Linked DNA regions of Homo sapiens: region 1 is linked to region 2. A link is a loop called in an ENCODE intact Hi-C map of the cell type or tissue named here. Cell type or tissue: Calu3. All regions are shown on one strand. Each heading gives the region's core, and the rest is flanking DNA. Links, peaks and the distances in the headings are about the cores only.

Evidence for each region. Hi-C counts contacts between places; a loop is a spot of excess contacts. Peaks named below come from ENCODE experiments on the same cell type or tissue, not always from the same donor. Only the 100,000 strongest peaks of a DNase experiment are listed, where the experiment ranks them.
Region 1: a loop joins it to region 2, with 4 times the contacts of the local background. A loop is called at or near these places in 3 of 110 quality-filtered maps.

What each region holds. Positions count from the first base shown.
Region 1 is chr11:134,256,328-134,271,987 of GRCh38, forward strand. It overlaps ACAD8 (acyl-CoA dehydrogenase family member 8), which reads left to right. Exons shown (of 11, transcript NM_014384.3): 2 at 221-321; 3 at 761-930; 4 at 2,188-2,297; 5 at 2,681-2,757; 6 at 3,281-3,418; 7 at 4,717-4,852; 8 at 4,948-5,045; 9 at 5,411-5,563; 10 at 6,193-6,295; 11 at 8,581-9,528. The coding sequence ends at 8,633. Among named protein-coding and RNA genes, the nearest start is that of ACAD8, 11 kb to the left of the region's middle. RefSeq lists silencers at 4,254-4,303, 5,806-5,855. In Calu3, for the core only: a CTCF peak has its summit at 5,874 (motif pointing right); a DNase peak (open chromatin) is centred at 5,914.
Region 2 is chr11:134,571,920-134,587,579 of GRCh38, forward strand. No RefSeq gene overlaps it. Among named protein-coding and RNA genes, the nearest start is that of LINC02706, 130 kb to the right of the region's middle. RefSeq lists enhancers at 779-1,389, 3,541-4,041, 4,042-4,542, 12,066-12,711, 12,712-13,356 and 2 more. In Calu3, for the core only: no CTCF peak of the experiment used is centred there; a DNase peak (open chromatin) is centred at 7,692.

The DNA.
Region 1 (15,660 bases), core at 2,327-10,326, 320 kb before region 2:
TGTTCTAGGTTGATCTGGATGTGTGCTAGAACTGTCCTTTCTCCATATGACAAGTGGAATAACGACAGAAGCTGCCATTCTCTAGCTGTTAAAGGCTATACCGTGTATGGGAAATACTACAGTAGATCCACTTTCACAACTTCGTGGTGCTTCTTGTTGGCAACACCTTGTTGGCAACACTGACCCTGTCCTAGAACAGTATATGCAATCCTGCCCACAGCTTCCATGGGACTTAATGAAGAGCAGAAAGAATTTCAAAAAGTGGCCTTTGACTTTGCTGCCCGAGAGATGGCTCCAAATATGGCAGAGTGGGACCAGAAGGTAGGCGTTTTTCTTGTGCTTAGACGTTCTAACAACAGATGTCTCAGGCAGACCTTTATCTTTGTCTCCTGATAATGTAATTGTTAAATGTCTCCTCCACTTACCAACTCTTACTGCAAGTGAGAATACCGGTAGTGGATGATTTTTCCTAGAAGGCATCCTGATCATCTTGTACATAACTTTTTTTTTGTTAGTTGAATAAAGATTTGGATATAAAACTAAGGCAGTTCTATAGATAATAAAAAGAAACTTCTTAATGCCAGAACAAGTTTTTACAGGACCCATGTTAACTGATAACCACTGTAAGATGACAAACAGGCATATTAAGAGAATTCATACGCTGTCGCATGTGCAAGCCTCCTAATCCCTCACTGTGCCCTCTAAAAGGAAGGCCGTCTCTGAATCAGCTGCTGATCACCCTGCTCTCTTTTGTACATAGGAGCTGTTCCCAGTGGATGTGATGCGGAAGGCAGCCCAGCTAGGCTTCGGAGGGGTCTACATACAAACAGATGTGGGCGGGTCTGGGCTGTCACGTCTTGATACCTCTGTCATTTTTGAAGCCTTGGCTACAGGCTGCACCAGCACCACAGCCTATATAAGCATCCACAAGTGAGTGCCCAAGCTTGGAAGGCACAATGAAGTGCTCACTCGGGCTGACTGTGAGAGTTCAGATTCGTAGGAAAAAGATTGATCTTTTGAAGCTGAGTGTCCTCAAGGAACTGGACTTAAAAGTACACTCTAGGGGCCGGGCGCAGTGGCTCGTGCCTGTAATCCCAGCACTTTGGGAGGCCAAGGCAGGCAGATCACGAGGTCAGGAGTTTGAGACCAGCCTGGCCAACGTGGTGAAACCCCGTCCCTGCTAAAAATACAAAAAATTAGCCGGGTGTGGTGGCTGGCGCCTGTAGTCCCAGCTACTCGGGAGGCTGAGGCAGGAGGATGGTGTGAACCCGGGAGGCGGAGCTTGCAGTGAGCCGAGATGGACCACTGCACTCCAGCCTGGGCGACAGAGCGAGACTCCATCTCAAAAAAAATAAATAAATAAAATAAGTACACGCTAGGTCTGTTGCTGCCTGTTGGACTTGATTCTGTCATCCTGTGTATTGCTTAGGGAATCAGGTCAGCCAGCTTTCTCAGAAATCTTATTTTGAGCTGGTACCAGGAGACTTCTCCAATAGAGTGATCAGGGTCCTCTCACCCTTTTATTTATTTATTTATTTTTAAGACAGAGTCTCGCTCTGTTGCCCAGGCTAGGGTGCAGTGGCATGACCTCGGCTCACTGCAACCTCCGTCTCCCCGGTTCAAGTGATTCTCCTGCCTCAGCCTCCTGAGTAGCTGGGATTACAGGCACGTGCCACCACACCTGGCTAATTTTTTTTCATATTTAGTAGAGATGGGGTTTCACCATGTTAGTCAGGCTGGTCTCAAACTCCTGACCTTGTGTTCTGCCTGCCTCGGCCTCCCATAGTGCTGGGATTACAGATGTGAGCCACCGCACCCGGCCCCTCTCACCCTTTTCCTCAATCCAAAGATGGAACTGCCAGTGATTTGAGGAAGTAATAGAAACTACTAATAGAAAGCACATATAACTCTGATTTTTAGAGGCTCGTGTAACCTAACTAGAAGTAGTACAAACGTGCTGGTGAGAAGTACCTCAGCCTGGTTATCTCTGGGTAGTCCTTATTCCAGGAATATGTTTTAATCCACCGTTTGCCTTTAAAGAGTCTTCCCAATTGTGACTCTCCCCTTCCCACTCTTCTGCTTTACTCCACTGCCCTGCCCTTTGTTCTCTTTCCCCTTCTCCCCCATTTTTTTTTCTTTTCCATCTTTATTTCTGTCATTGTCTTTTCTTCTTGGTGTACCTATCAGCATGTGTGCCTGGATGATTGATAGCTTCGGAAATGAGGAACAGAGGCACAAATTTTGCCCACCGCTCTGTACCATGGAGAAGTTTGCTTCCTACTGCCTCACTGAACCAGGTGAATTTGCCACACTGCACTGAGATATAGCAGGGAGAGATGCTTCCTGCTCAGATGGCATTACCGAGCACTCCTTCCAGCCTCTTGACATGTCGAGCCACTGTTTATCTAGCTGTTTGGTTGAGGAGTAATAGAGTCCTGTGACCTGATGTCACAAGGACCAAGAAGCCTATCTGGTGTGTTGGGAGGTAGGCAGTGGCCTGACTGGTATGAGCAGTTTCCACCAAGTACAGAGAGTTCCTTTGGCCACTTGGGTTTTGCAGTGACACACTCTGAGCAGGGTCTGTTTAGAGAAGATTTCCTAGAAGATAGAATTGTGCTGGGCTCCCTCGACCTCACTGACTTTCTCACCTTCTCTCTGCTGCCTTTTGATCCCTCCTCAGGAAGTGGGAGTGATGCTGCCTCTCTTCTGACCTCCGCTAAGAAACAGGGAGATCATTACATCCTCAATGGCTCCAAGGTACTAGCGTGCGTCCTCCCAGAGCACTTTGGAGATTGTTCCCAGCTTCCTCCTGACATCCTCTGGTTCCTTCACATCCGCGGGTTAATACTCCCATAGGATTTTTATGTGTTGGGAAGAGAACCTCTGACCCATTTCTCTTTCTTTATTCTCACTGTTTGTATCTCTCCTAATCTGATTCCAGATCATTTCGTTGACTTTTGTCTATCCTTTTTATACTCTCTTGGACTGCCTCTCTGATCTGCAGTCACTGCAGCGACCTTTTACCTCACCTCAGTCTCTGTGCCATTGGACCTTATTGTCAGTCTCTGTGCCATTGGACCTTATTGTCAGTCTCTGTGCCATTGGACCTTATTGTCAGTCTCTGTGCCATTGGACCTTATTGTCAGTCTCTGTGCCATTGGACCTTATTGTCAGTCTCTGTGCCATTGGACCTTATTGTCAGGAGGACCCAGTGGTGTTCCCAGACGCTGTGAGAACTCAAGCATTCCCTGGTCCTTTTGCACCCCTTTTACCCCCACAGGCCTTCATCAGTGGTGCTGGTGAGTCAGACATCTATGTGGTCATGTGCCGAACAGGAGGACCAGGCCCCAAGGGCATCTCATGCATAGTTGTTGAGAAGGGGACCCCTGGCCTCAGCTTTGGCAAGAAGGAGAAAAAGGTGAGTGGCTGTTGGACAGGAAACAATTCAGGTTATGAGACTCTGCCACCTGCCAGCCCAACTCCTGCTCTATTTCAGAAAACAGGTTTGCATACTTGCTAACCTACCTTTGAAGCAGTTGCTTCTATTAGGATTTTCAACAGGAGCATATGAAATACAACAGGGCATTATTAAACACTAGGCCTCTGGGGAAAGTGACAATGTTTGCCAGTAAATTCTTCAAGCCACCTGTGAGTGTTCTGACCTCTCCTGCCTCTGCTTTTGGCCTGTGTTCCTTATCCAGCTGCTTACGTTGGTGCACTTTGTTGCTCCAGGAAGAGACGCTTAGAGAAGACCTGGTGTTGGCCACAAGTCTCAGTAATGGAAGGCGTGTGGTCCCTTTTGCTTCTTTGATTAAAAATAAAGTAAAACTCATTGGAGATGATTGTGGGTATTTCAGCAACCCAAGAAGGACACTTAGGTACTGTAAGTAATTTGAAAAGTAAGATACTTCTAGGATTAAGAGCCGCCATGGCCAGGGCATGAACAGGAGACTTGTGATCATGTAACCGTAATTGGTAATAAGGGCTCAAGACCCATTCAGATTTTTTAGACCAGATGCTCAAAGCAGTCATCTCTCTCTAGTTTGTACTGTTATGGGGGGACTTTGTGAGAGAAGGCAGGTAATGAAATGACCCCTAAGTGTACCTCTTTCTCACAGCTCCTCGGGTTTCTGTATTTTCCTACAGGATCCTTCCTGATCCTCTGTAACTGTAAGGCATTATGCATTTTAGCATCCCCTTCTCTTTGGTAACACAGCAACCATTTCCTAGGCTTCTACTGTGTGTGAAGCCCATGCTAACTCCTGGGCAGGAAGACCTTCAGTAAAAGGCTTAGAAATGGAGTTTATCCTATCAACAAAAGAGAGCAAGGAAATGATGTAAAGGCAGTCTATTTTCAGAGCCAGAGAGGAACTGGGAGATTGTAGATAGTTTGTGGTTTTCAATTAGAGGCACTGAAATTGGGGGCAGTTGGTGTCACAATCCTAAAAGAAGTTGTGAGAAGTGTTTGTAGGTTAGTCAGGTAGAGTAGACATTAGTAGATTCTCTTAATAAGTTAGAAAATGTTTAGCTGAAACAGGTATCTTTCTGAGTGCTGACAGGCCTTTAAACCTGAACTTTTTCTTTTTCCTCATTTTAAGTTCTTGTGGGTCTAAGTCTTGGGTGCTGAAACCCATACCTCACAGGCTCCCGTCCCCAGGGAAGGCCGCCCTACCTGCTGGATTGTTGGGCAACCACGCAGTCCCTGATTTTTGCCAGGTGGGGTGGAACTCCCAGCCAACACGAGCTGTGATCTTCGAAGACTGTGCTGTCCCTGTGGCCAACAGAATTGGGAGCGAGGGGCAGGGCTTCCTCATTGCCGTGAGAGGACTGAACGGAGGGAGGATCAATATTGGTGAGATACGCAGGGGTGTGGCAGGGAGGTAGCGGTCCGGGACAGGCACTGCTGTTTTCCAGCTTGGTTGGAACGTCGGCGCTCTTCCCCTCTAGCTTCCTGCTCCCTGGGGGCTGCCCACGCCTCTGTCATCCTCACCCGAGACCACCTCAATGTCCGGAAGCAGTTTGGAGAGCCTCTGGCCAGTAACCAGGTAACCTCTGCCTTGCCTCCACATGGCTTTGCACTATTTGCAGCCCGGGACCTGCTCTAGGGCCCACATTTCCAGGAGAGAAGCCAGGAAATTCCTCTGTCAGTCCCACCACTGTCCTAGCCAGAGCTTGTGCTTTATTTCTGTCCATCTTTTCTTGGGATATCTTTAACGATATTAAAGTGTCGGGTGAGTGAAGTGGACTTAGCACTTAAAAGCAATAAATTTCCTCTATAGAAAAAGCAAGAGACTTTGAAGCTTTGGATCACTTAGAAAAGGCGCCTCCGAGATGTCTTACCGAGGCTCCTGCACCAGGTGCTGGTCTAAGCCCCTCAGTCTTGTCTGGTTCTCTGCTCCCTGTGCTGCAGTACTTGCAATTCACACTGGCTGATATGGCAACAAGGCTGGTGGCCGCGCGGCTGATGGTCCGCAATGCAGCAGTGGCTCTGCAGGAGGAGAGGAAGGATGCAGTGGCCTTGTGCTCCATGGCCAAGCTCTTTGCTACAGATGAATGCTTTGCCGTAAGTGATTCCTCTGGCTCTCCTGGGATGGACAGGGAACAGCTGCTAGGCCCAGGGGTCTTGAGAGACATGAGTCAGATTTGGAACCCAGCCCTCCTGGAATCCCACAAGGATCACCTTAAGCTTAAGGATATAAATGAACTCATGAGCGGCCTATGTGGGAGCTCTCATCGCTGGCTTTTAGGCCTGCTGCATGCCATTATACACTTCATTATGTCACTGTTGTTTGGTTGTGTTCTAGGCGAGAAACCACCTTTGGAAGGTTCACAGCAGCCCCAATTTAGCACTCTGCCATGTTTACATTGTCAGGCTGCATTGCCACTAGGGGGAACCATAGCTTTTTATCATCCCAGCCAGGGTGGCTGTGGGCAGCTTCTGCCTGGCAGGTAATAAGGGAGAGGGGCAGAGGGCTTTGAGTCGCCTGTCTGGGGGGAACTGACAAGTTTAGTAGGTGAACTTCCCTTGTCTCTAACCATACAGAATGTGGAGGCCCTCTTTGAGCTTGGCTGTTTGTGGTTCTTTCATGGGTTTATGGCGGGCTGCCAGATCGTGGGCTGGGGTAGGAAGGGAAGCTGCTTGCTCCACAGTCTTCCCAGAGTCCAAGACGTCTAGTCCCTGTCTCCCTGCAGATCTGCAACCAGGCCTTGCAGATGCACGGGGGCTACGGCTACCTGAAGGATTACGCTGTTCAGCAGTACGTGCGGGACTCCAGGGTCCACCAGATTCTAGAAGGTAAAAATTGCCAGAGGTTATTCTCTTCCCTTCAGAACGGGGGCGGGATCGCTGCTTTCCCCACTCTCTGTCCCCATGCCTCCTGGGCCTCAGGGTGCAGTCAAGCCCTGTCTGTCTCGAGGCTTCCTCCTCCCTCCCGTTCCGCAGAGCTGTTCTGGCAGGGGCCTGGAGTCCAGAGCCGCAGCTTCGTCCCTTTCGGGGGGCCTCAGATCGCTCTGCTGCTGCCCTTTTCCTCTGGAGATCTGCGAGAAGGGTGAACTGAGATAATGGATGAGAAAGCATGTTGAAAACCACAGCCGGGGCTTTTCTCTAAGGTTATCGAGTACGTGGTTCTCAGGGATCCAAGAACAGTGATGGACAAGGCAAATGTGAGCCAGTATGGTCATCAGTAGCTCTATATTGATTATCAGCCAGATGGCCTAAAAGATACCTGTCTCAATATTACTAGTGTATTTTTCAATAAAATAAACCATCACTATATGGGTATCTTCTTGGTAGTCACAGACATTCTATCGAGGAAACATGGAAGCCGTTGGGGTCGGGCTCGGAGCCTGGCTGTCTCCACTCTCTACAGCCAGTGCGGAAGTCTTGAAATGACACGACTCTTGGAAAAGCAGGAGGGGCAGAGGCTTCTTTGAGTGACTTCGGTGAAGCAACGTGAGGCTGCCTTGCTGGAAACATTATATAATGGGGCTTCCCTGCCCCTTTCACAGCACCCTTCTCAAACCTCAGCCTGTGCTGGAATCGCCTGGAGGGCATGGGAGCGCAGATTGCGGGCCTCAACCCCAGAGCTTCTGCTCCAGAGGGTCTAGTGTGGGCCTGGGAATTTGTATCTGCAACAAGTCTTCAAGTGAGGCTGCCACAGCTTGTCTGAGAACCACACTTTGAGACCCACCGCTCTGGTGTTAATGTCAGAGTCACAGGCTACCACAGGTTAGACCGCTGCTTTCTTCTGCAAACCTCATTCCAGAAAGATGTTTATGGGCTCAGTCGCCAGTGTTCAAACTGAATTCCCGAGAGTCGTTTTCCTTCCATTACTCTTGGAATTGCTTTCTCACTGAGCTTTATGTGCGTAGGAAACTTCGCCTTCATTCTAACTCTCTCTCCACCCTGCAATAATAAGCAGGAAAACATTTATTGTAGGCCACACCATCACCCACTTACAGAAGAATTGGGGCACTCATCACTGTATCACTTTGTTTCATCATGGACTTTACTGTTGGATAAATCTACAGTTTATGCTTTATTTGAGACGATGTGACTACTGATTCCTCGAGGGGGTTTATATTTCTTTTTGCATTAAAGGCCACTGCTAAAAATGAAGCAAATAATTGATACCCTCCTTTCAGGGAAAATGTTTTCATTCTTTTGTAAGTCAGTTTTCTGATTACCAAAGAAATGTGTATTTATTGTTGAAACCTTATAAAATTAGGAAAAGTAGGCTGGGTGCGGTAGCTTATGTCTATAATCGCCGCACTTTGGGAGGCTGAGGCGGGTGGATCGCGTGAGGCCAGGAGTTCGAGACCAGCTTGGCCAACCCGGTGAAGCCCCGACTGTCTAAAATTATAAAAAGTTAGCTGGGCGTGGTGGTGCATGCCTGGAATCCCAGCTACTCGAGAGGCTGAGGCAGGAAGATCGCTTGAACCCAGGAGGTGGAGGTTGCAGTGAGCTGAGATTGCACCATCGCACTCCAGCCTGGGTGACAGTGAGACTCCATCTAAAAACAATACAAAAAATTAGCCGGGCCTGGTGGGGCCTGGTGGCACATGCTTGTGGTCCCAGCTACTCAGGAGGCTGAGGCAAGAGAATTGCTTGAACCTGGGGGGCGGAGGTTGCAGTGAGCCAAGATCACACCACTGCACTCCAGCCTGGGCGACAGCAAGACTGTCTCAAAAGAAAAGTAAAAGAAAAAAAATCACTCATGTTTCTACATCCAGAATGTTATTTTGGTACATCTCCTTTTAGGCATTTTACTCTGCCTTTGTTGGTACATTTTTAATTTTAATTAGAATTATCCTGTATATACTGTTTTTATTCTGCCTTTTTAAACTTTATATAAGCATTTTTACCATCAGAAGAAGTTTTTAAAAAAGTATTATTTCCTGACATTTTTCAGTACTTTGTAGAGAAGTCTCTGATAATCTCATCTCTCCCAGGCTAAAAGCAATGATTGTAGTTTAAATCTGCAGCTACTCTGAACTAGGCCTGGAGCAGCCTGGTCAGAGCTTTACTAAACTCTCAGACTTTGCTGCTGTGAAATTCTTCCTCCTTCCTCCCTCTTACAGGTAGCAATGAAGTGATGAGGATACTGATCTCTAGAAGCCTGCTTCAGGAGTAGAACCCACACTTGTTCTGGCCTGGTGTTCAGTGCGACTGCAGTCAGTGTTGAGTGGTGCCATGTGGGCCGCTCTATTCCAAAGGAATCATGGATTAGACCCAAGGGCTGAGCTCCTCTAGGGCAGGACCTGCACCCTGTGTGTTGGCACCAGCATCGGGTCTTGGACTGGGGCAGAATCCCCAGTGGAACCGGAAGAGCTGGACTGATGAGAAACATCAGAAGAACACATACTACCTTGTTTTCCTAATGCCAGAAGGGTGACCAGTGAAGATTCACCGTCAAACCATGAAAGTCCTTTCTTGGATCCACTTTATCTTGATTAGTCTGCATTTTACTAGTTCACTGGATCCCTCCTCTAGGGGCCTGGGGACTTTCACTGATGCTCTTCCTGATTCTAGAGCAAAGGTGTGGGAAGGGGAAATGGAGGAATGCCCTCCTGTCTGTGTCGTTCTCTGTGCCACAGCTACAGATGCAGAAGGTTTCTCTGGATAGCACACCTCTGAATGTAAATCATGATAAAATGGATATTTGGAAACTTACTCCTAAGCTGTGATTTAGGGTGTATTTCTACTTCTGGACTGCCTCAATATCAAGGGCTGAGACTTTTGAATTTTGAATATTCGTTGGGTTTCATGTTAAGAAGCCTGTGGTCTAGGAGTGCTATTCAGTGTTTCTTTTCCTGATAAACACTTTGAATATTTTTTTTGTGTTTTTGTTTCCTTTTCTGAAGCTGTTCCTCCTTTTAAATATTTTTAATCACATTGATAAAATCTATCCTTCACCACCTCTGGTTCTACTATAGTTGATTTTTATTTTAAATGTTTAATTGTATTTGATTAAACACTTAACTGGATTTTGGAATAATAAAACTCTCGTCCAATTTGGCTTTTAAAAAGCAGGCTCCTTAAATTATTAATAACTTTGCAAACTAAGCATTGTTTATGATGTATGAAAGTAGAATTAAAGTGAGATTCACAGATGGGACTTCAGGAGACCTTGTTTTGTTTGTTTGTTTGCTGTTTTTTGTTGTTTTTGAGACAGAGTCTCGCTCTGTCGCCCAGGCAGGAGTGCAGTGGCACAATCTCAGCTCACTGCAACTTCTTCCTCTGGGGTTCAAGCGATTCTCCTGCCTCAGCCTCACAAGTAGCCGGGACTACAGGCGCAAGCCACCACGTCCGGCTACTTTTTGTATTTTTAGTAGAGACAGGGTTTCACCATGTTGGCCAGGCTGGTCTCAAACTCCTAGCCTCAAGTGATCTGCCCACCTCGGCCTCCCAAAGTGCTGGGATTACAAGTGTGAGCCACTGTGCCCAGCCAGGGGAGCTCTGTTATAACTTACTATGTTACTCCATCCCCTCATCCCTATTGAAAAGAATACGCAAGACATTAACTACAAGCCAATGTTTAGAGAGAAGAGAATATGTGTCTGTAACAACAACAAATACTGTCTTTTTTGAATGAAGGAAGTTTTGGGTGCTGCAGGAGGACAGGGTGTGGGCACACTACAAAGTTTAAAATGTATTCCTGCCGCCCAAGGCCTTATTTAAGAGGAGCTAAGAGCTGTATTGCAAGGCAATGATATAGATCTGTATAAAGCTGAGAAGGCGACAACCTATAAAAGTGATGAGGGAGGAAGGGATTCAAATTAAGCTTTTATGAGAATGTGGTCAGGCATGGTGGCTCACACCAGAAGTCCTAACTACTTGGGAGTCTAAGGTGGGAGGATTGCGTGAGCCCAGGAATTTGAGGCTGCAGTGAGCTACAGTCATACCGCTGCACTCCAGCCTTGGTGACAGAGTGAGACCCTTGTCTCTGAAGAAAAGAAGAAAAGATTTTATGAAAACGTCTAATTAGAATCAAGAAAGTCAATTTCAGACAGGAAGGAACCAGGAGCAGGAAAAGTACAGGATTTATGTAAAAGCTGTTTACACTTTGGTTTAATTGTGGTTTGGGGTTGGCATGAGACAGAAGGAAAATAGAAGTTGAATCCGGATGGAGAGTTATGAAAGCCAAGGGTGGGGCTTTATTTGGTAAGCAGTGGAGAGCCATGGAAGGTTTTTAATGCGGAAGATAGGAGATTGATTCATTCATAAGAGCACTCTGGAATGCACATGTGGGATGAATATGAGTGAGGCAAGACAGAAGACATACCAGTCAATGGGTTCTTGAAATAGTCAAGGAATGTGGCAATTCACGCTGGATGTGGAAGGTGGAAGGAAAGACAAGTGTTAGCAAATGCAGACCTGTCTGCTGTGGAACTTGAAGACCTTGCTAGTAGTCAGGCTGCTTCCTGGCATTCCAGGCCTGAGAGGCTTCTATTTTGACTCAAAGCAAAAACAAATGCTATGTTAATGTCTTCCTATGTGTCCCCTTCATAAGATTTTGGTGAAATCATATTAAAAGTGCATTTCTCAGTATCACTCTCAGTTATTTAGAGATTTCAGTTCCCCAGTACCCTGGCAAGGGATTTGACGAACGTAGCAAGAACGTCGTGAACTTTGAGCTAATTTATATCATTGTTCATTTGTCTGTTTAATAAATAAAAGCAAGAAAACCAGAGCAACAAATGTCTTAAGGAAAAGCCTGTGTGTCAGGGGCTGTATAGGTGCAGAACACATGCAGGTAACCAAATACAACTTCGCTGGACAGACCTAATGGACTGGGGGCTGGGAAACAGGAGACACAATTTCAGTAGGAGGCGGCAAGGACAAAGGCATACACCACGTGCTCTGAGGCATGAGAGGCCTTGCGGTCATAACACAATGACTTAGGTCAGAATTGGATTTCCACGTGGTTTTAATCCTAATAATTCCTCAAACTGCCTCCAATTATTACAGTTGTGAGGAAAATCTAACTGTATACCCACACACACACACACACACAAGAATATTTACAGGATCTTAAAATTTTCTCTTCCTCCTTTATAGATTTGATAAATTAGAAATGCCTTTTTTACTTTAGTGCTGATCCAATGATACTTTTACTTTAAAAACACTAAGATTCCTCCAAAGCATTTTCCATGTATCAATCTCTCGGTTTTTATGAGGGGTTCTTGCACAGAGGAGACAGTCAAGAAATCCTAGCGTGAAATTGACTTGAGGAAAACAGCAACTACCAGTGCTGGCAGCAGCCGCAGTTTGGGCCCCGGATCCAGACTCCTACATCTAGATGTGATTGCCTGCTCTGCCACTGACTAATTGTGTGGCTTTGTTACCGAAATGCCAGGGGTTCAGTCTAGGTCCTGCTGCTCACCGCACAGAAAGCCGATGACTGAGATGACAAGTATTGAGAGGAAGAAGCTTTAATCGGCTGCTGCAGCCGCGGAGATGGGAGCTCAGTCTCAAATCCATCTCCCTGAGGGACTAAAACTAGGGAGTCGTATACCAGGGAAGAAATGTACCAATGTGTTAAGAAAGCAGGAACTAGGAAGGGGCACGGAAGCAATTGTGATGAATGAGGGGTCTGGCATCTCGTCTGGATGTAGTGATCTGGTGAGTTCCAGTTCTTTGATACCTGTTTTGAGAGGCCTGAAGGTCTCTGAGGAAGGAACTCAGATAAAACAAATATAAGGTTCAAGCTTTAACACCAGAAGGTCAATTTCTATGTTTATCCAAAAAACTATCTATGGGACTGCTGGGTCACTGGGTCGCTTTCGGCTTTAAGCAAAATTACCACAACTCTCTTCAGCTTGTTTCCCCATGTATATTGGAGATCATAAAAGCTCCTACCTCATAGCATGGTTGGTGAATCAAGAGGAAGAATAAAGGGCTCAGAACAGAGCATATCAAGCAAAGCGTTATTAACCTCTTTCATAAACGAACATAGTGAGCCCTCCAGAGAATAAAGGGCTTTCTTAGACGTACACGGGTGGCAGGCTGAAGGTCTAAAGCACAACTCTTCCCAGGACCTTTAAGGTATTTAAGATTGTGTCTGGGAGTCTGTGGTGCTGAACACCTAATATTTCTGGTCTGCCTCTCTTCTGGGTAAATGACAGGAATGCATTTCCCTTTTGTCAATTTTACAAAAACATAAGCACATGAGCACATTGCTAAGATTTTTTCCCAGGGTCTTAGAAAGAAGGGGTCCATACAGGCCAGGCCTGTAATCTCAGTGCTTTGAGAGGCCTAGGCGGGAGTATCGCTTGAGCCCAGGAGTTTGAGGCCAGCCCTGGCAACATAGCAAGACCCCATCTCTATAAAAAATGTAAAAACTAGCTGGGTGTGTTGGTGCACACCTGCAGTCCTAGCTACTCAGGAGACTGAGGTGGGAGGTCATGGCTTGAACCCAGGAGTTTGAGGCTGCAGTGAGCTATGATTGTGCCACTGTACTCCAGCCTGAGTGACAGAGCAAGACCCTGTCTAATAAAGGAAAAAAAAAAAAAGGAGGGGGCCACATACAGGTTTCACAGGTTAGGAGCCCAGAAGCTTCAGCTTCATCAGCTTCACAGTGAATTTCCCACCGTCCATAAATTTGCATTGTCTAAATACAATTTTTTTTTTGAGATGGAGTCTTGCTCTATCGCCAGGCTGGAGTGCCGTGCCGCAATCTTGGCTCACTCCAACCTCCGCCTCCTGGGTTCAAGCGATTCTCCTGCCTTAGCCTCCCGAGTAGCTGGGATTACAGGCATGCGCCACCACACCCAGCTAATTTTTGTATTTTTAGTAGAGACAGGGTTTCACCATGTTGGCCAGGATGGTCTCGATCTCCTGACCTCGTGATCCACCTGCCTCGGTTTCTTAAAGTGCTGAGATTACAGGCGTGAGCCACCGAGCCTGGCCCTAAATACTTCCATATGCATTATTCTTACCACAAATTTGTTTCCTCTTTGGCACCCAGAAAGCCTTGCTATTCTAGGGCATTGTGGTCAGTAAAAGCCCCGTGTGGCTGGAAGCTCTCCGTGTCCATATGGACCCGGTAGGGGGACAAGGGGACTGCCGCGTGGACAGGGGGACTGCCGCAGTGGACGGGGGACTGCCACAGTGGTGCGGTAAACAGACTGGAGCAGCATGGCTCTGTGCATCTCCACCGCAGCAATTCCAGGTTAGTAACCCACACCAGAAGAAAGCGGAGAAGGACCCTCAGGGGCCAGAGAATGAAGTGGGATGCCCAACTGGCCAGTCCTTCCAACTGAAAATAAACCCCAGACACCAGGGGTGGATGAGGAGGGACACAATGAGCCAGGGTGAGAGAATGTCTTTCCATTGCTTGGAGTGGAGAAAAATGTGCCACTGCAACCTCCCTGTGAAAAGGCAGGGCCCTCAAAGCTTCTCCCACACTGCAGGCAGGACCCAGGTTCTTTGTCACCACGTGTGAGTGTCGAGTGTGGATGCACCAGCTCCTTGTCCCTGTCTTTCCCGGCTCCCTGCCCCTTTCACCCAGTCTCTGGATCTGGAACCAGAGCATCCTGGGGCTGGGGAGAGTGCGAAATCATGCACCTCCTATCACCACAAACAGAAAGCATGCACCTCCTATCACCACAAACGGAAAGCATGCACCTCCCATCACCACAAACAGAAAGCATGCACCTCCCATCACCACAAACAGAAAGCATGCACCTCCTGTCACCACAAACAGAAAGCATGCACCTCCTATCACCACAAACAGAAAGGAATCTCAGCTTTCCTCCACTAGGGGGTATTTAGTCCCACAGAAAAGAAAGGGATGCCCAATTCCCACCCCAGCTGAGAAGCAGGTGTCTCAAGTCTGAGGCAGCCATCACTGCCCAGGAAAGATGGGGCCTGGGGTTAATTTTCTAGTGTGCGCTCTTCGGCATGGTTCAGTTCTCTGCCTCCCCAACTTCAGTATGGGCATCACCATTGCCTCAAGTCTTTATATAAACAATGCTCCAAGACAGTCCACTGGTTACTTTCCCCAACCCCCACCTGGATGAAGATCCTGAGCCTCCCACACAGAAATTCTGGTCCTTCAACAGAAAATCTGGAAGTTTCTATTGAAACTTCCATTTTATCTGCAAACCAATGTGTGGGCATAAGAGTCTTCCACCAGACTTGAAGGTGATCAGAGTCTGAGAAGCATATTTGAATCATCTCTTCATCCTCAGTGCCTTCCTGGCACATAGTAGGGAACTCAATGTTTATTGAACAAATAGAAAAAGACTGGAAAAAAAGGATCATCAGCAATGATCGCTTCTTGCAGCTACTGGCAAATCTCACACAGTAACAGAGAAGATATCCCATCAAAAGTCAACTCATGGCTGGGCGCAGTGGCTCACGCCTGTAATCCCAGCACTTCGGGAGGCTGAGGCAGATGGATCACCTGAGGTCAGGAGTTTGAGACCAGCCTGGCTAACATGGCAAAACCCTGTCTCTACTAAAAATACAAAAATTAGCAGGGCATGGTGGCGGGCGTCCGTAGTCCCAGCTACTCAGGAGGCGGAGGCAGGAGAATCACTTGAACCCAGGAGGTGGAGGTTGCAGTGAGCCGAGATCACGCCACTGCACTCTAGCCTGGGCAACAGAGCGAGACTCTGTCTCATACAAACAAACAAGCAAAAAAACCAAAAAACAAAACAAAAGCAGCACAGGGAGTGAAAAGGCAAACTCAGAGGCAACACACTGTGTAATCCATTTACGTGGCATTCTGGAATCAATGCCATTATAGAGTTTGAAAACAGGTTAGTGCTGCCAGGGCTTAGAGTTAGTGATGGGAGGAGGAATATCCACACACGGGTGGCATGGGAGCCCTGTGGTGTCCAGGCAGGTCTGCAGACCGGCTGCACAGGGGCAGCCCAGTATTGCCTCCCTCCCTGCCCACAGTTCCGAGCTTGCTTAGGGGAGAGCGCAGGTGATCAAGGATTTGAGTCAAGGCAAGGTGGGAGAACAGGGCAGTGGCGAGACAGGTGGTTGGGTCTGGGCTTCAGTGTTTAAGTAAGGGGTTCTGTGCCTGAGATTCAGGCCCCAAGGGCAGGGTTCAGGAAGCCCCTGTGCTCCATGGCATTCCTCAGGGAGAAGCCTGACCAGAGGCAAGACTTTCTGAGGCCCAAAGCTCTGAGAAAGTGATTGTGCCC
Region 2 (15,660 bases), core at 3,368-11,367:
ATTTTTCTTTTAATTCCAGAAGTGAATTCTGCTGTGCCCCTGCAAGGTGGAGTGTGTTCCCTTTAGCTGATAGTGCAGATGAAGGGACAGCTGGCTGAGCAGGTCAGGGTATGAGGTCCTTCCCTTAAATGACCGTCTGGTGTGCACTACAGGATTCAGCGTTAAGGAAATTGGATAGGAATGGGTGCAGAATGAACATATGTCAACTCAAGTCTGTAGAATCCTTCCAGAACCTTCCAGGGCAAGAGGCAGATGGATAACAGAGATTCCAGTTTCTCCAGTTCATGCTTCATCCACAGTGCCATGCTGTCTGTCTATTGGTTCAGTTTCAAAAGACACTTAGACTAACCGGAGAGAACCGTTCCTTTCTGGTTGGGGGAACATGCACAGTCCACGTGGCATTTTGAATGAGAGGACTTGGTTCCATTTGCAGCTCTGTAGTTTGAGCAAAGGTATGTAAGTCTTTGCATCCTCTGTTTTTCTAACTGTTAAATGGAGAAAAGAGAATCGTGTCTCTCTCGGGGTTGTAGTGAGGGCTAAACAAGTCAGAGTTTGGAGAAGGGCCCTGTGAGTTCTGCAGCCGTGGACTAGTAAAGATCTGCTCACCTTTAAGGCGCAGACACTTCTCTTCCTCAGGCGGACACCCACGGAAGACTCACTCCAGGAGAAATATTGCCTCACTCATTTTTATTCTAAATCGGTATTCAATTTCAGGATTCATTTATTTGATTTGAGAGTCTTTCTCTTGGATCAAAACAGCATCCAGAGGTCCGGCCTTCAGATGAAACGATCTTCAAGCAAGCAGACACAGCTTGCGCTCCCTCAGGACTGACCAGAGGCTGTGCTTTGGGGAACTCGGACCACTGCGAAAAATCTGAGAAGTGATGATCGTTCCAGGACTGATCTGACCACCCGGGGCGTCCAGCATGATTGGTCGGGGTCCTGCCCGCACCCTCTCACCCCTCCACGCAGAGGCACGGTGGGAGAGGCCCCTGCCCACCCCGGATGAGCCTGAGACTCCAGCCTGAAATGAAGTTGCTGAAATGAGCCCTTTCCCCAGCCGTTCAGCAGCCTAGCTGTTTTACCACTGAAATAAAGTGTCCAATTTATCCTGCCATTTTGAGGAAGCTGTTTTCAGCTGAGACTCCAGCTGGATTTATTTTTAAAAAAGATTATTCTGCAGACCATGGCCAGAACGTGCTGAGAGGCACCCTGGGCAGTTTTCCCTCTGGCCGGCTCTTATCCGTCCTCCCCAGCATGGGGAGATGAGGCTGCCTCAGGCGGCCCAGGCCAGGCAGCTGCCAGGGAGGCTGAGCAGGTCTGGGATGTGCCAGGCAGCTCTATGCCCAGCTCAGCTGGGAACCTGACCCGGAAAGGGCTGGAACCCAAGCCTCACCCTCTCCTGCTCTATTCACTGTGGTCAAGGGAGGAAAGAGACCTGGCGGCTGGGCTTGCAGACAGGCTTCTTGCCCCCATTCCTCTTCTCAGTTCTCGTGTATGCCTGGTGGGGTGTTGACAGGCCCCACTGTGGCTGTGCTGTTTGGCAGACTGCCCTGAGTCTCCCCAGTGCCCATCTCCCTGTAGTCCACGCTGCCCTGGCCTTCCTTGGCCTCCTGATGGCCCCTGAGTTTACTGGAGTCAAAGGGCCAACCTGCGGACTCAGCACCCTTTCTGCTCCAGGTCTGAGGTTTCTGCTGTGAGTGGTGGCACGCGTCACACCAGTTCTTAAATATCTTGAATATGACCCTGCTGGGAGCTGCCCTTGTTCTAAGACTGGGGATGGGGGCAGAGGAGGCAGGAAGGGGATGGAGCTGCTTGTGGTGGAGAATGGAGTCCCCGACCTTCTCTCGAGGCCAGCATCAGCAGACTTCTCCTGGAAAGGGTCAGAGAGCAAATATTTCAGACTTTGTGGGCCATATGGTATCTCTCACAACTACTAAATGCAGGCATTGTAGCAAACCTTCCATAGACAGTCGCTAAAAGCGTGGGCTTGGCTCTGTTCATTGTGGCCTTGTGTTCCCATAACACTTTCTTTACAGACGCGGGTGGTAGGCTGGATTTGGTCCCAGGTTCCTGCCCACACCAGCCCCAACATGGTGCATGCTGCAGGAAGGCCAAGGAGGGGGCCCTCCCAGTGTGACAAGTGCACAGGCTGTGAGGAGCATGAGGATGGCTGATGCCGCTCTCTGGGAGTGGGAGAAACCTGCTTTTCTGCATCCTAGCTTGTGACTTGTCACGTGCCCATAATGGGACACTCTGCCTGCCTCTCGCCATGGCCCCCCGCTGGCCACCTCCTTAGAGTTCACAGTCCAGAAATACGAGGAGCCCGTGGTGGGAGGGGTCCTCACTGCCTCTTTCTCCTGCTTTGTCTGCTTCCCACCCATGAAACCCTCTCCCTATTCACACCCATTGACTGGCTTCTTTAAATTAGAGGAAATTTAATTCCATACAACATGCATGTATCAGATATCTACCTTGTGTTATGCAGTGAGCTGTGCATTGGGGGTACAGCCAGGAAACAAAACTGTAGTAACAGCAGCAAGGTCAAGACAGTAGTGAAGTCACTGCTGAAGGCACAGCACTGGCTGGGGAGCTGGGGCCAAGCAGGTGGGCCTGGTTGCTAGAGGGTGGGTCTAGCCCCTTCCTGCTGATCTTCCAGCAAACTGGGCTTCCGCTCCATTCAGAGCAAAATAAGGCATCCGCACGTGGCTCAGTGTGGCCCTGGCCCCCGCTGGGGCACCCTCTGTGCTGTCCCTTACCCCGCAGAGGTGTGTCTGGTGGAGCTTTTCCACTTTCAATGGCTTTCACACACCGTGGTGCTCTTGGGCCTGTTACTGGCCCAGCCATGTCACCTACCAGCAATGCAGCCTTGGAAATGCGAAGTCAGCTCTCTAAGTCTTGGTTTCTTCACCTGCAGGTGGGGATCATCGTTCCTGTTTTGTAGCGTTGCTCTAGGATGAAATGAAGTCATGAGTGTGGAGCTCTTATGTGGTATGGAGCTTTCCTGCCACGTGGCAATCACTCAATCTGGGGAAATGGCCATTGCTGTAGGCTGAACGTTGGTGTCCCCCCAAATTCCTATGTTAAAACTAATGCCCAAAGTGGTGGTCTTAGAAGGTGGGGCCTTTCGGAATGATGAGGCATGAGGCACAGCCCTCATGGGTGGGATGAGTGTCCTTATGAAAGAGGCCTGAGAGAGCCCTCGTGCCCTTTCTACCACCTGAGGACACAGCGAGAAGACGGCTGCTTGTGAATCGGGACGTGGGCCTGCACCAGACACTGAATATACCAGTGCCTTGATCTCGGACTCCCCAGCCTCCAGAACTGTGAGAAATAAAATTTCTGTTGTTCTACCCAGTTTATTGTATTTTGTTTTGGCAGCTTACATGAGCTATAACAGGCCTGACAGCTGTCCTGTGAGGTCTGCAAAGCACGTGTTATCTTCTCCTTTTTACAGAAGAGTTAATGGAGACTTAAGAATAAAGCAACTTGTCCAAGTTAGTAAGTGGCTGAGTTTCCACACAGATCCGTTCCCTTAATAGAGATAAATCATTGTGTTATATCCATAGAATAGCACACTTTGCAGCTATTAGAAAGAACTGGGTAAACACTCTGCCCATACTGACATAGAGCCTAAGAGTGTGAAGCCCTTACAGCATCCAGGGTCATCACGCCCACCCTCCAGCCAAATACCCAACTATGTCTAATCAGGCCGTGGTGGTCTCAGGGCAGGCCCTGCCATGGGCTTGTCTTAGAGGCTGCTTTAGGGGCTGTTTCCGGCACAAGAGACAAAAGGGGAGCAGCAGGAGGGGCGGCCACCTCTGCTGGGAAGGAGGGGAACCGTCTTGAGGACAACAAATTAAACCTAATTAAATCTATGGAAATATTTGATTACACCTGTGTAATTTATTATGCAAAGTTGCTCTTTCTGACAAATGGAAGCTGCTTCGATAAGTGGGATTGTAACAGAAGGGTTTTCGTCAGGCAAACAAACCCAGCTGGGAGCCTGCCCATGGCTATCCTCCCTCAGCATGATACCCCATCATGCAGACTGGGGGAGAGTGCCCAGGGGAAGGAAGGCTCGGTGTCCTGTGTCCGTCGGCTCATGCAGACTGGGGGAGAGTGCCCAGGGGAAGGAAGGCTCGGTGTCCTGTGTCCATCGGCAAGCCATGAGACCTTAAGCAGGTCCTCTCTCAGCTCTGGAGCAGCCCGTCCAGCCTTCCTAATAAGAAGGGTCCTGGCATTTGCCCGGTATTTTAACATCCACGAAATGCCTTCACATCCATCATCTTTTGTGATCGTCATCCTAACACAAAGTTTGAAAAGCCCCTTACTACTACAAATGTTTTCATTGGACCAGTGTTTGTATATTCTTAAAGCCTTTCCTGACAGGTCCTCGCAATGTATCTGTGAAGTTATGGATGCCGAAGCTCCCCGATCCTTGCTTGATGATGAGAACAGGATAGGAGGGGCAGAAGGGCGGAGAGTCCTGCCACGTTACCCAGCAGAGCTGCCCCACTGTGGGGCTGAGATTGGAGCTCAGGGATTCTGCCCCTGTTTAGTGCCCTCCTTCTGCTGTTCTCAAGGTCTAAGTCACTGCCCTTTAGCCAGCATGGACTTCTGCTCAGTTCCTCTGCTTAGCAGTGTCTAAGGGGCAGGAGGAGCAGGTGCTGTTTCTTTCCAGAAGCAACACGTTGCCGTCGGAAGAATAGGGGTCTCATAGGACTCCTGGAGCCTGGTTTCGGGCCTGCCATGCATTAGCTGTGAGAACTGTGGTGTTAAAAGTACTCATCACTTTTGAACACCCACATGAGTTGGGTGTAGTCCGTGTTTCTTAACACTGTGAACTGTTGCTATGAAGCCTGCTCTCCCTGTAAGGAAACCGAGGGTTTGAATGGGAGGTGGTGTGCTCAAAGCCCCAGGCAGGCTAGCAATCGTGGAGGCTGGGATTTGTCTCGGGGCATCTTTGGGCCAGGCAGCCTCCTCACTGCACCAGGCCTGCAGGAGCTTGGGAGCTCAGGGCAGGGGAGTGGGGGCACTCCAACACCCTGGGCCTCCTGTTCCCTGGAGGAAGCTGAGGGACATGGCCACAAGGGCCGGCAACTTCTGCTTCAAGTGGAGGAATGCCCTGAGGAGAGCAGGAGCCCCGCACTGGACCTGGGGAAAGCTCTGGTGATGCACTGGCCCCACATGGCTCGGTGAGTCCCTGAACCTGCTGGGTGGGCCTGGGGAAGGCGCCCTTTCTTCTGCTGGCTTTAATCAAGACAGGCCCCACTCACTCAGCAGACAGGAAGCCTGCCCGGCTCCATGTTAGGAAGAGCAATGCATTATAGATCATCTCCTGAGACTCTCATCTTACCGACAAAGACACAGAGGCTCAGAGAGGTTAATTAATTTGCCTAAGGTCACACAGTAGGTTAATACCCGACTAACAGAACCAAGTGCAGGCCAAGGTGTCCTGGCACCTGGTCAAGAGATGTCTCTATTACCCGAGCTTCCAGATACCTCCCCTTCTGGTGGTAAAATTGCCAACAGAAGGGGCGAAGCTGTAAAGGTATTAGGACAACTCCATTTAAACCAGGGTTTTTGACACAGTCTTTGGAGGATCTCATGTAGAACGCTCTCCAGGGCTAACTTCAGTGCAAAGCGTGGAGCTCTCTGCACTCCCCATGCATCCCCAAAGGTCCCCTTATTCCAGGATCCAAAAACTCCTTCTAAGCCTCAAAAACCCGCAGCAGGACCAGGCTCTGATTTCTTCTGGGACAAAGAACAGCCCCTACTGGGACTGCTCCAAGTATGGAGCTGAGAGAAGAGAAAGCTCGTTCTGGGACTGGAGTTGCATTTGCCGTAAAGGGGAAGGGGGCCTCTTGACAAGCGCGGGAACCAGCTACAATCCGTTGGTTTAACTGTTTTCCTTCATCTCGTGTGTTGATGCTTATTATTCGGTTTGTTATCTGATGGTTGTTTAATCTATATTTTGTAATTACTCCCCTTCTGTCTTTCTCTTGGATGGTCATGCTTTTTTGCTGTCGCATTGAGGCACTGACCTACATTTCCGCAGGCACGGAAGCCAATTATTTCAAGTGGTGTTTTGTGAGGCGACTCCCTGGCTGTGATTTGGGGGCCCTGTCCCTCTGGTTTGCAGCCCTCCCTGAACTTACTCCACTCACTGGGATCCCTGAAGCCTCAGAGGCCAAAGAAATAGGAAGGACTTGCCTAGCTGGCCGCTTGCTTCCTAGGGGGTGGGAGGGCAATGGTGGGGATGGGAGTAAGAGAATAAGCTTGGCAGGCAGGGGATGGGGGGTCTGGGGAGGGGCACGGCAGTGTGATGGTTTCAGGGCTCAATTCACAGCAGGCAGAGTCTGAGTGAGCAGTTGCAAGGCTGGCCATGTCTGCTTGAGCTGTGCATTGGAAGAATGGGGACCGTGTTCTCCAAGAGAGAACTGTGTATGTTCTAGTGCACTTACAGGCAGAGTGGAAAACCTATTTAAAATTGGGGCTTCTCAGAAAATCCAGGCCACGCTGTTGCTATTCTTAGGTAGCCCCTTGGGTTTCTGAAGGGAGCATAAAGGGAGAGAGAGCTCTGTGGCTGCACTGCAGGCCTGGCCTTGCCATTCCCATGCGGTACAGTCCGCCATCACTCAACCTTTCTGAACCGAAATTGGGATTTATCATGAGGATGTTAATGCCTCAGAGATTACTGTGAAGATCAAATGGATTATACTGCAACTAGCCCTTCACTCTCCTGGGCAACAACCTTAGTATCTGAACTTAGGAACTAAAAAGATTAACTAAAATGATATTTTTTTCACATCTTAAAAAAAAACTGCTCTCTTAGTACTTGCTATGTATAACTCAAGAACCAGCAGATCCAGATAATGCTGTCCTTGTTACCATAACCCTCACTCTGAAGCCAGGAGTCAAACGGAGCTGGAGTGCGCAGGGCCTTGTGTGTGAAAGTGCTTTGTGGACTCAAAGTGCTCACAAATATTGGTTTATGCATTCAGTCACAGAACACATGTTTGTTGAGCGCCTGCTGTACCACAAGCATCCTGGCGAGAGCTGGGAACACACGGTAAAGGAGATCCCAGGGTCCCTGCCGTGCCGCGCTCACGGGCACTGGGGAGAGACTGACAGGTAAAGCCAGGCAGTGCGGCCACCGCTCCCAGAGGATGCGTCCAGCCTTTCTGCACCCCTGGGGGCGCCTGTGCTGAAGAGATGGTGAGTAGGCAAAGTCAGGGCATGGGAAGGTCTCTAGGCACACAGATTCATTCATTCATTTGTTCACTCATTCATTCATTCATCCAAAAACTATTTGCTGAAACCTGCTGTTCCCGGTGCTGCAGGTAGGGAGGGTGTGGTAGGAGAGGGAACTGCGTTTGCCCCATGGAGCTTGCTTTCTGGCTGGAGGTATGTACTTGTTCAGGTAATGCGAGGTGCTGTAACAGATAAAGCCCCAAATCCCAGTGGCAGAATGCTACATAAATTCATTTTGTATTCATGTAAAATTCAGAGCGTGTTCACGGAGCTCATCTGCATGAAGACGGCAGAAAGGGGAAGGGAGCCTGGAGGATTGTGTGTGTCTCCTGTGTCACCCTTTGCAGGGGCCTCTGTGGGTGTCTCTCTGTGTGACGGTGTGACTGCCCCTAGGACACTACAGCCACCTGCTGGTGCTGATCTGGGAGGCCAGGCCTGCAGGCACCCTGCACAGATGCAGTGGAGCTGTGCGGGGCATGTGCTCCCAGGAGTAGGGCCAGAGGTGAGGGTTTGGGGAGGTGCGGACCTTTATTGAGTTTGACAGGCAATGCCTTCCTCAGGAATCTGTATCCATCGCATCCCAAGGTCCTGACAGGGTGGAGGCTGCCTATTTGTCATTTTGGGCTCCCCTTGTCCTGGGAAATCCCTGTACAGTAAGAACACAGCCACTTGGGGCAGTGAACTGGTGGGGTATGTGGAGAGGGGAAGAGGGACAATGGGGCTGGCTGCCCCTCCCGCCACCCTTCCCCACAGTGGCAGCTCAATGCCACGCACCCCAGCCTGGCTGTCTCTTCATATTCCGTGCTATGCAGAGACCATTGTGAGGCTCACTAAACTCACCCATTCTGAAAGTAAATGAGATAAATAACCCTTGATAGGGCAGTGGTGGCAGCACACTGCATCAAATCTGGCGGCTCTGTCATTCGCAGAGCTGGAGGAGACTGCAGTCCCAGGTAGAGGAATCCAGCAAAGAGTGTTCCCGTGCTGACTCATAGGGCGCTGTATCTGAGCCTTAATGACGGCAGATCAATGGTCTAGAAAGTACAATCCTTTTCCTAGTAACCAGACAGGCACACATTCTCTCCAGACTCCAGAAGGGAAGCACCAACAATTTTCAATTAGTATTTTACATCCCGCTACTTTGTAATTACAAACAATTAGATCAGAACACAGCACAGGTGACACACACGCAGCCGCGCCTGCAAGGGAAGTGGCTCTGGCAGGGCTCGGTGCCAGCACCCTCCCTGCAGATGGAATCTCTCTCCTGGAGCAGAGGTCTGTGGGTGGGGAGCTCTGAGGGGTGAGCCCTGTGGAAGGTGCCTCATGCAGGTCCAGGGTGGCAGGTTCAGAGGGGGCTCAGTTACTGCTGAGGCCTGCGGGTTGCTGTGGGAGGGGCCACCACCCCCTCCCCCTGCCACACAGCCGCACCCAACTGTGTGCCTGAAGACTGGAGCCCCAGCCCTGTCTCTGTCCTGGTCAATAAGGCGCCCTCTTCTCAGCCTGAGTGCCCGCCTCCAGCCTCAGAGTGGGCATGAGTATTCCTCTTTTCTGTCTCCAGGGGCTCCTGGGGGCATCGGGGCGAGCCATGGGGGTGGCAGCCTGGTGTGCATCCAAGTTGGTGCTTCTCAAGGGTGAGCTCCTCAGGCCACCTGCGCTAGCTGGTTGGGTACTTGTTACACCTGCCAGTCCCTGGGCCTGGCCCCAGACACACTGGGTCTGAATCTCTGCAGGTGCGGCCTGAGACTCCACAGACCAAGTTCCCGGGGTGGATCTTTCACACACGATGGGCAGAATGACAGCCTACGGAACCCCACTAATCCCAAGAACCTATGAATATGCACCTTAGGTAGCAAAAGGGGCTTTGCAGATGGGATTATGGTTACGGATGGGGATTACCATGGATTATCTGGGTAAACCCAATCTAATCACATAAGTCCTTAAAATAAGAGAATCCTTACCAGCTGTATTCAGAGGCAATGGGGAAGGTGTTTTGAATGACACTCTATCAATTTAGCTGGTAACTACTGTCCCAGTTGCTGAGAGGCTTGGACGAAAGAGCACCAGCAGGGAGTCCATGTCCATGGGGCTTCTGGGACCTCGCCAGTCCTCAGAGGTTGGACCGTGGGCATGGTGTCAATGACACAACCCTAATGTGAAGATTTAGGAGTTTTTGGCACTTACAGATCTGAGGGAGTACATGGTACATGGAAATCAGGGGCGCAGGCGGAGAGAGAAAAGAGACCTCTTGGCCAACGCCTTTATTGGGCCCCGTGTGTTATCCAAACAGTGCGTTATCCAAACAGTGCATTATCCAAACAGGTTTCCTGTGGGAGCTTTAATCGGTGGGTTCAGAGCAAGCAGGCACAAGTTCCAGGAGGTCATACTGTGAATGAGAAGTGGTCCCTTTAAGTTCAATGGCAAATGTCTGAATGGTCCTTTTAAAGAAGTGTGGGAAAGCAAGAGTCCAGCATGGCAGGCAGGAGAGATGCCTCTACATTTTATCTCTGGCCCCTGGCTGAAGCCATTGGGTGGGGTATAGTATTGGGAACTGTGTCAAGGGTGACAGAGCCCTGCTTCTTGTATGAGAAAGTTAAACTTACTATTTTTTTTTTTTTTGAGATGGAGTCTCACTCTGTTACCCAGACTGGAGTGTAGTGGCCCATCTCGGCTCACTGCAACCTCCACCTCCCAGGTCCAAGTGATTCTCCTGCCTCAGCCTCATGAGTAGCTGGGACTACAGGCACGTACCACCACACCTGGCTATTTTTAAATTTTTTATTTTGCCGTGTTGGCCAGGCTTGTCTCAAACTCGAGACCTCAGGTGATCTGCCCACCTCGGCCTCCCAAAGTGCTGGGATTACAGGTATAAGCCACCGTGCCTGGCCTAAACTTACCATATAAACATGGATGCGAAGTCAGCATACAGTTGCAAGCACTCACTATAGAAGGGTCAGAGATACAACATGAGAAGGACCCCCTGACCTTGCTGGCTTTGAGGATGGAGGAAGGGGCCAGGGTCTAAGGATGGAGGGTGGCCTCTAGAAGCTGGGGAAGGCAAGCAGAGTGGGCTCTCCCTTAGCATCTCCAGAAAGAGATGCAGAGACCTGTGGTGTGCACGCACCTGAGACCCATGCTGTGCTGGACTCCTGATCTGCTGGACTGCAGACAGGGAGTTTGCAGTAGTAAGCCACTACACCATGTGACTTGCTGCGAAAGCAGCAACGGGAACCAGACACACACACTGGGTTCCTCCTGCCCTCCCCCCTGCCAAGGGTACATTTTACATTTTTAAAATTAATTAATTTATCTTAATAGACTTTACTTTTCGAGCAGTTTTAGGTTCACAGAAATACTGAGTGGAAGGTACAGAGAGTTTCCGGATACCCTCTGCCCCAGTACATGCACAGCCTCCCCCAGCAGCAACATCCTCACCACAGTGGAACATTTCTTACAAGTGAGGAGTCTTCACTGACATCATCATCACCCAAGGCCCATGGCTGACATCAGAGCACACTCTTGGTGCTGCGCATTCTTTCAGTTTGGTGGAAGGTATAATGGCACGGATCCACTGTTACAGTCTCATGAGGGACTTTAAGAACCACAGTTTCTAGATAAACTAACATGAGGGTCACACCTGAGGTCTGGACACCCTGAAAACAGCCCCATGTGACTGAGGGACAACAGTCCTCATTTCCTTCTTCCCTGAGCAGACACAGCATCCAAGCCAGTGAGCACTCACAGCCCTGTTGACTTAATGAGGGTCATGTTATCTGTTTCCTTCGTGGGCAGGCCAAAGGTCCTAAAGGGTATGAGCACTGTGTAGGTTATCTTTGAACCCATTTGATTGTTCACTTGCTCATTCATTCATCAAGAGTGACTGAGCAGAGGCCAGGCATGGTGGCTCATGCCTGTAATCCCAGCACTTTGGGAGGCTAAGGTGGGGTGGATCACCTGAGGTCAGGAGTTTAAGACCAGCCTGGCCGACATGGTGAAACCCCGTCTCTGTTAAAAATACAAAAATTAGCCAGATGTGGTGGCTGGCACCTGTAATCCCAGCTACTAGGGAGGGCGAGGCATGAGAATTGCTTGAACCTGCGAGGTGGAGGTTGCAGTGAGCAAAGATCGCACAACTGCACTCCAACCTGGGTGACAGAATGAGACTCCATCTCAAAAAAAAAAAAAAAAAAAAAAAAAGAGTTACTGAGCAGAGCCTGTGAGTGGAATAGACTGGGCTTTGTGTGGGGGCGAGATGGGAACATGAGAAGGTGAGGTTGGAGCACACAGAGGTAGAGATGACATCTCTGAAATGAAGGCATTCACGTTCAAAGAACGGACCTGGAAGCTGGAGAAATATGTTGTACGGAGCTAGATGTAATCAAGTGACTATGTGGTAGCCTGCAGGAAGTTCAAGGGGGAAGTGGTGAGCTCTCTAGATACAGTAGGGTTTTCTAAGAATAGAAAATGTCAGGGTGGACAGCCAGCAAGGGCAGAGGGAACAGAGGTGCCCAGGCACAGAGGAGGCTGAATCTGTTGTCACTTACCTGCTTTCTTAAAGTTGTCTCTCCGTCACCCACAATGTGCTGAAAACATCTGACTTCACTTTTTCAGCTGCTTTTCTGGCTAGGTCATGGGAGGATGCCCCATCCTGAGCCAAAGGTTGCTGCAAGAAAGTCAGATGGGACTTTTGGAAAAGGTTTTCTTCTGAATAAGACAGCTGGAAGAAAACACTGCTCTTCTCACTCTTGGACGTGGCCATGTCTACATTCTGAGCTGGCAGTGGCTTCAGCAAACATGCAGGGAGAGGGCTGCAGTCTCTGAGGGCAGCAGGGCAGAAAGCCTGCGTGCAGCCCCCGATGCAACCACTCAGTGGCTGCATGAACCCGAGCACTGGCCTGCATCCGAGCGTCTAGTTGGAATCTGAAATAGTGATTGTGCCCATAGATTGTGTCCCCATTATGGGGATTTCCCGTGACCTGCAGCCCAGCAGGTGGAAAGATGACAACGTGAGGCAGGCTGGTGACGAGCCTCTGCAGTCAACACTGGAATTGCATGTGGTCACTCGACATCACAGGGGGTGTGTTGGGCGACACCCTCTGAAGCTGCCGCCCTCTTCGAAGGCCTCTTGACACCTCAGATCCCACCGATGCCCTATTTCATGTGTCAGTTTTCATCGACAATCCCTGTGTGTGGTGTTTGAGTCTGAAATAAGTGCTGCTCCTGCCTCAACCCCACCCCCCTGCTGCCTCCCCACACATGGGAGAGAAGCCAGCAGCTCCAGCTCCTGGCCAGGGAGCTGCCAGGGGCAGCCAGGGGCAGGCCTTCTGTGAGGGCTCGGGAGACACACACTCATTCCTGTTATCTGTTTATGAATTGAGGAAGAATTAATTTGCTGATTGAGCAAGCAATCTCTCTCTCTCTTTCTAGGACATTAGTTGACCTTTATTCGTGTCTTCAGTTCCCTGAAATAATTAAGAACCAGAGCAACAGATGATTTGCGGTTCGATCTTGATGGCCACTGCTTTGAAATGTGGTTTTTGGAAAGTCTGAAGTTTGGCTGTAGAGCAATTTTAACCCTGGGTCACAGCGCCGAGGCACATCAGGGCCAGGCCTCTGCACCTGCCGGCCCTCTCGCCGCTCTGCAGCTCACGTGGTACAGCTTTCTTAGGGGATTCCTGATGCTCTGTGAGGCTGAACCAGCAGGCAGGGCTGAGGATGAAAGGGCTCCCCCTCCTCCCCGGCACGGCTGCACCCACAGCCATCCAGCATGATGGGAGGTGACACTGTCCCTGGGCCGAGAGTCCTTCCTTCTCCATTTCCTACTTGGTTTCTTACCAGGACCTTGGCAATGTCCCGTGAACAATGGTTCTTTGTCCCTGGCTGAGTTCAACCATTCAGTAAAGCAATCCTCTCATCTGAGCCTCCAGAATTCCTTCACTATTGCTGTCAATTTTTCTTTCTTTCTTGGATATTTTTGTTTACCTTTCATTGTTTACTAAACAAAACGTTCCTCTATAGCTGGTGGCCCACACCCTGCGGGAGCTATTTCTGCCCAGCCCCCAACTTCTGCATTCCGACCTCAGCATTACCCCAGCAGTGGTGGCTGTTGACTTGGTCACAAGGCCTGGCCATAGCTCCGCTTGTGGTCTGGCCTGGGGAAGCCCATGGAACTGTGTTTCTCTGCCTTCCTGGAGACCTTGGCATGTTTTATCTGTGTGACCTTGACAAAGCTGACTCCATGGTTCTTAACTTATGCTTCAGTTTGCTCCCTAGTTGTCTCATAAGGAAGGTCATGTGTCTGAGAGCTTTGTATAGATTGTGTAGGATAACCTGTAGCCCAAAACGCAAGTGTTTGGTTTTATTCCTGTTACAGGAAAAACAGGAAGGATCCCTCAGTTATTTCTGGAGAAGAAAGGAAACCAGGCCAGTAAGCAGGGAGTAATTCCTACTCAGGTGAGGGAGGGGCATCCACACTTTGTTATGTTTGGAGATCCTTCGTGTGCCCAGACACTCTGCCACATGCCCTTGCCACACATAGAGCAATGCCCCTTGGGACCCAAGGCAGGTAGGGGCCCGAGAGGTTGGAAAGGAGGGGAGCATGATAGCGAGGGCTCAGGCACAGCAGTTCCGTGCCTGGCATCCATGCACTCTATCCTCCCACCAGCCCGCAGGCCACACACGCTTGTGACCTCTGTTCTGCTGGACACTGCAGCAGGGAAGCCATGTGTCCAGGCTGGGGTTGCACAGCTAGCAACCAGGGCATCTGGGGTGTGTGCCCACGCACTCCCACCCCAGAAAGCACCCCGATCCAGGCAGAACACTGCCTCTGAGATGCTGCACCATCTCCATCTCGTCAGCTCAAGCCCCTGGGCTCCAGGCCCACTGGACATCTCATCTGGGTGATTGGCCAGGGCCTCCCACCCAGGGACAGAGAACCCTCATTGCTTTTCTCCAGCGAGGAGGCTCAGGTGCCGGCAGAAGCTGGCTCAATGCATGTTAAGAAAACTAAGGCCCAGGCAAAATGGGCCTCAAAATGGGGCTCCCTGACCCCTAACCTCTCTCACATCCTGCTGCAGTGGCCCCACGGCCAGCCCCAGGTGTCAGCACCCAGTTCCCAGCCCCTCATCCTGTGCAGACAGTGGAGCTGTTCTCACAGAGTTAACAGGAATTCTGGGTGGAAATACAGCTGTAATTACACACTAATCAGCCTGCACTTTGACCCACTTCTTTGTAGGCAAAAATCAGTAGATACTGCCCATGCATATCCCAGTCGCTCCTGTAGACATGCTCTCTGACATTAGGGTGGCACGGCTTTTGTTTAAGAATTGATCAGACAGATCCTGAATGCCAGTGAGACAGCCAATGCCAGCCAGTTTGAAGACCCCCACAGAAGGACGGAACCAGCCTGAGAATACAGCTTCTTCATCTCCCCATCCCACTACCCCACCCTGCACTTTTTGACCAATCAATGATCTCCACACTTCAGCCCACTTCCAAACCCTTAAGAACCCTAGTCCCAAACTCCTCTTGGAGATGGATTGGAGGTTTCCTCTTTTGTCCTCAATGTGGGGCCGTATAATTCAACCTCTGTCTCTGCAGCAACCCTTGTCTTGGTGCATCATCGGGCAATGGACCTGTTACAATTACAAGAGAGGGAGTGGAGGCTCGGGGAGAAGGCAGAGGACTGGTGACCGGTAGGAGAAGAATCTCGTGAAAGTGGGTTGGTGAGGGCTGCACAGGAGGAAGGAGCAGGTCAGAGGGTGCAGTGCCATAGTGTGGGGGTCCTGCGGCTCATGGAACACACAGACACCAGAGGGGGCAGGAGACAGTCTTCATTCTCTGGAGAAAGAATCCTCACTAATTAAGCATATCTGCCTGGACACTCAAGGGGCCCCTTAAAACACCCACTGCTTTGAAAATGGAGCAGCATGTCTCAGGTGCCTCCTGACCCATCAGGGCTGGTGCTTCCTTGGAAGGAGCTATTCCTCTTGCTGGAGACTCTTTAAAACAACTTTTCTTAACACTTCTAATAATTCTGCTTGACCTGAACAGAGACAAACCTGGCTTGGGAATTGAACTGTGGATCTGTTAATTGAGAGCTGGCAGCTTTCAAATGCACCCCTGAGGTGAGGAAGCACTTCCCACCTCTCTCGGCGCCTCTTCTCTTTATTTCACTTGTCCTTCAACTCACAAAATGGTTCCTTATTATCCAGGAGCTGCAAAGAGCAGTAGTGGTTTTCCACATGTTACGAGTGGTAGGGAAAAGGTGAAGGCTGCCACCGGTGCACCTGCCTCCCAAAGAATGACAGAACTGGACAGACACTGGCCTGGCGTTGAGAGACAGGCACTTTGTGAGGTTACAGGGGATGCTGCTGATCCTGGCCTCACACCTGCTGGGAGCACCAC